Regions from separate parts of the Homo sapiens genome. Here region 2 is linked to region 1. A link is a loop called in an ENCODE intact Hi-C map of the cell type or tissue named here. Cell type or tissue: PC-3. All regions are shown on one strand.

The links. A loop is a pair of places that touch in the nucleus more often than their neighbours do. Peaks named below come from ENCODE experiments on the same cell type or tissue, not always from the same donor. Only the 100,000 strongest peaks of a DNase experiment are listed, where the experiment ranks them.
Region 2: a loop joins it to region 1, with 4 times the contacts of the local background. A loop is called at or near these places in 33 of 110 quality-filtered maps.

Annotation. Positions count from the first base shown.
Region 1 is chr3:112,530,354-112,532,853 of GRCh38, reverse strand. ATG3 (autophagy related 3) reads left to right here. Exons shown (of 12, transcript NM_022488.5): 12 at 74-344. The coding sequence ends at 155. Among named protein-coding and RNA genes, the nearest start is that of ATG3, 30 kb to the left of the region's middle. In PC-3, CTCF peaks have their summits at 1,130 and 1,329 (motif pointing right); a DNase peak (open chromatin) is centred at 2,053; H3K4me3 peaks cover 578 bases; H3K27ac peaks cover 1,088 bases.
Region 2 is chr3:112,136,102-112,138,601 of GRCh38, reverse strand. It overlaps a transcript of C3orf52 not described here. Among named protein-coding and RNA genes, the nearest start is that of TBILA, 3.9 kb to the right of the region's middle. RefSeq lists enhancers at 996-1,514, 1,515-2,034. In PC-3, a CTCF peak has its summit at 1,323 (motif pointing left); a DNase peak (open chromatin) is centred at 1,301.

The DNA.
Region 1 (2,500 bases):
TGGATAATTACAACATGGGCTTAAAACATAGAACTATTTACAAATCTTATTTTCCTTAGCTAAAAACCTTTAGGTATCTTCTTATTTTCTTGAAATTTGTACAAGCTGTCATTCCAACAATAGAATATGACTACACAAGACACTTCACAATGTAATGAAGAGAGCATAAAATCTATCCTAATTATTGGTTCTGATTTTTAAAGAATTAACCCATAGATGTGACCATTGACCATATTCATCAATATATACAGTTTCTCTAATAAGGGACTTATATGTTTATGCATTAAATAAAAATATGTTCCACTACCAGCCTTACTTGTTTAATAAAAATCAGTGCAAAGAGAGTTTTTCTTGTGTCTTATTAAAAGGTTATGATTTGATTTCCCCTAAGTAACAATAAGTGAAGACATCTGTCTTATATAGAATGATGACAGATTATTTTTGGTTTACATTTATGAGGAAGGTATTAAGTGTGTAATAGTCTCAAAACTAGGATTAGAAAATACTGTGTGCTAGTTTTCTCTCACCTTTTCCTGTTCTGCTAATAGTTAATATTTATGAAGCGCTTACTGTGTGCCATGAACTCTTTAAGTACTATTGTTTCCTAATTGTAGTGTTAAGTTGATATTGATATCACCAAAATTATTTTTTATTAAGGATTCGGGAATATTTATTGTGGTTGCCTGGTAGAATACTAGAATTTAAAGGGATAATAAGTTTATTCTGTCATGTCAGTTTATAGATCTTGGTATAGGAGTTTAGAAAGGCAAGTTTTCTGCTCTAGGATGCATACTGCAAGCCAAGGAGGAAAACCTAAGCCCTTTATTCCCTTTATACCACTACATGCTTCATCTTTGTTCTTTCAGTAGTCTGCACAAAGTGGAATGGCTAATCTTGTCCATAGTTTTGTTTTATTTTCTCCTCATCATTTAAGAATACCCTCCTTGCTTTCTTTATTTTCCTCCCTTTTCCAATCAATTATTGTATTGCAAGAAAATCTCCATAATGAAGATAATGATTTGGAGGTATTGTGTGTTTGATATGGTATAATATGGAGATAATAAACATGGACATCATCCTCTAATATACTTGAAAATATTCTGCTTGCTCATGTAGCCAGAAAGCTGCTCCCCTTTCTTAAATTGATGTTTTAAACCGATTTTACTGGAATGTTTTATTTTTGAGTATCTTTAAGTTACATGATCTCAAATATTAAATGTTATCACATTGTCAGCATTTTTCTCCCAGTTGTTTTATTTGTCAAAAGTATAGGCATCTTCAGTCCCTCAATTCATTTGTTGTTAAGTGGTCATATTTATCTCAGTCACCACTAGGTGGCATAAATAATTTTTTGGTCAAACCTTTTAAATTTCAGGATCTTTTTTACAACTGAAATATTTGTATGGTTATCCAGTGTATAAACAAAAGCTGGTATGTTGATGGTATAAATGTGTTTTTATGAGTTCAGATTTATAGCACTCATTGAAAACTGAGTTTTGATGAACAATAGATTTGTTTGGAAAAGCTTGAAATTCAGATTATGGATAATCTTACAAATTTTCACTTCGAGTTTATTTCTAATTTTAGTTTTATAGTCTTTTAAAACATCTGATTTACATACATAATAAATGGTATTAACTTTTTTAACTTTTAATTTTAAAATAATTTTATAAAGATTTATAGAACCGTTCCAAAGGTAGCACAAGAGTCCTGTATACTCCTCAGCTTTCTGTATGTTAATATTTTACTAAAAAATTAACACTGATTCTATCAACTACAGATTTTATTCACATTTCCTCAGTTTTCCCACTATTTTTTTTTCTATTTCATAATCTAAACTACGATACTATATTGCATTTAGTTGTCATATCTCTTTGTCTCTTCTAATCTGTGACAGTTTCTCTGTGTAAAGTCTTTCATGACTTTGATACTTTTGAAGAGTAATGGTCAGAAATTGTGTACAGTGCTCCTGAACTTACATTTGTTTGTTCGTTGTTTCCTCATTATTAGCCTGAGGTTATGAATTTTGGGGAAGCATACCACAGAAGTTACGTGTCTTTCCCTTTGTGTTATGCCTTTCTCATTGCATTTAGTACTACTAAGTCTGTAGTACTTAGTTAAGGTGGTGTCTGCTAGGTTTCTCTACTCTATATAGTTAATATTTATTCCTTTCCATTGTTAGAAGTGAGTCACTAAGTCTATAGAAGTTTGTAGCCACAAGGGAAAAGAATTAATCTTTGCTTTCTGGAGAAACCGAGAAACTGCCACAGCAGTAATCAGTAAATTTTGGGAGAGATATTTTGAGGTAATAAAAATATCCAGTTTCTCATTAAATTTCATTTAGTAATTTTAGCATTCATCAATGAATCTTGCCTGAAACAATTATTATTGTAGTGTTCTACTGATGTGCCTATTCTTTTGCTTATATCACCCCCCCCGCCTTTTTTTTTTGGAGACAGAATCTTGCTCTGTCACCCAGGCTGGAGTGCAGCGACGCGAT
Region 2 (2,500 bases), 390 kb after region 1:
AATATTTTTTATATGGAATAGCAGCAATTAATAGTTACAGTTTTCAAACACACAACTATCTGACATTAGCTAGGACCACTAATCAGCTCATATTCTGTATCACAAAGTATATAGGTAGAAAGTTCTATTCAGGAAGATTCCTCAGTACTCTCTCACCATGCAGCCTTTGCCCTCTTTTAAAGGGAAGCAGAATAGGGAAGTCTTAACTAAGCTATTTGACTCCTGGTTCTGTAAGAAATCTTAAATAAACCACTTCTTTTCCCAAAATAAAATGCCCCAAAATAATTTTCTTTCTGTATAATTAGTTCTCCTAATTCCCTTCCCTCATTTCACCATTGCCAGAAAGTGACTGGGCTTGGGCTAGGGCTAGGGCTAGAATTATCCCATCTAGGCCTTTGAAACTGCAGGAGTATCTAGAATCACTCTTATCACTCACTCTTACCCTAAAGGTCTCTAACGTGCCTTGTGCTGAGGCCAGCCCAGATTGTGAAAACTGCGTAAGAACTGGGAAGCCTTGACACACTACATGCAAATATACTGCTCCTTATTGACACATTGGAGTGATGTAGACCAGGTTTCAAAGTCAAGCTAAGACGTCTTTCTATGAGTACTTATTAAATAGGACAACAAATAGATATATCCACACCCCGTTTGAACTTATATCTTAGCTCTGTCACTTCCTATTGGGATATCCTTGAGCAAGTCACTTGAGCCTGGTGTTCTCATCTACAACAAAGAGGAAATGGTATTTATTCCACAGAATTCTTACATGAAGAAATTAGAAATTGTATCTAAAGCATTTAACAGAATTACTGGATTATTAGAAAGCTCTCAACAAATACTTATTGTAATTATACTTTTCTATGATCTTCAAAGGATATAGCAAAACAGTCATTGGTCATTAATTCTTTACAGCAATGCCAAAGGATAGGAAAGTAAATTTAAAGATCTCAACCCAAACGTTCTCTGATTTCCCTATCATCTGCTTACAAATATCCAGGCTTTTATTTCCAATTCAACACATACGGTTTCTTACATGTGTTAGAAATGTAGTTTCTTACACGTGTTAGGCACTGGAGTTAAACACTGAGAAGAATAAAGAGTGAATCTATGATTCAAAGATTTGTTATCTGGGCTTCTTTGTGTGGGGGTGTGTTGCTCTACTCATTTACGGAGAGGAGATATATTATTTATAGTCCAGAGTCAGTTTTACAGCAGTAAATCTATTATAAATATCCTGCTCTTTCATGCTACTTTACACAAGTGATTGATAGCTAACACTTCCACAGCTCAGCTTCTCCATCTAGCGGCCTGAGTAAAACAGAAGCTTGAAAGCAATTCCTAACCTTCCCCTAAATTACAATGGGCAGATTGATTTCCAACTCACCCTACCATGGCTCTCTGGACTCAAAGACTCTTTTAGACAATAGTGGAACTAATTAAGCCACACATGGAGCAGCATCCAGGCTGTGTCTGCTCAGGCTGCCCCAACTAGGGTCTAGGATCTGTTCATTCATACTGGTGGGAAGTCAACAATAGCCCTACTCACTGGCTAAGCACCCTGTCCATGTGGTCTCTCTTTCACAATGCTAAGACATTCTGGTCCCCTGCTGCTAGCCTCTAGGTAGTGCAAAATGTGCTGAGGCCACTGAGGAAGGGGCACTTTTAGGTTAGATTGATTGTTTTTCTTTTTTTCTGAAGGTAATAGGGAAGAGAGAGGTTAGTTATAATAGTATACCAAGATTCCTTCCGACTCCCACACATACATACCTCTTTTTCTCGTACACAAAATGGCAGACCACTGGTTGTCATCCCAGATTTTCCATACACAAGGAAGAAGCATTCAATAATTTGGAACACATACTCTATTTTTTATTGTAATTATCCAGCCTGGGAAAGGAAATGGTTTTGAAAGAGGAGAATAGGAGAAACAGACAAGGGTACCCCCAGGTTTCTTAGATCTATATGCTGTGGAAACCTGATTTTCAATATAAGCTTTGTTAAGAATATTCTTTTTTACTTCAATGCTTCATTTAATTTATTGATGGGAGGGTTTTCCTGAATTTCAAATATTTACAGAATAAGAAAATTTACCACCCTAACATCTTTCCTAGAGTCAATTACATGAGGGATTCATGAAAAAAATTAATGGAGCTACTATTGGGGAAATAGAATTAAAAGCAAAATCTCCTGCTATTTCAGAAAACCTCACCACAAAAATAGAAGAGAAAGAAAACACTTTTATTTCTGAATATTCAACCAGAATGTAATGCACACCACAGGCAATCCCCTAAAGAGATTACTAAAACAGAAAGAAATCTTCCCCTTTTATATGCCAAGAAGATATCCTCCACTGCACACATTTTCTCAAGACAAACAATGACTAGTATTCACATAAGAGGACTTGACAGCACCATTTGTCACATAGCGTTTATCTGAAATTATTTTTGTAATATATTTGCTAATTGCCCTTAAAAACTAATTTCTCATTTCTTTTTGG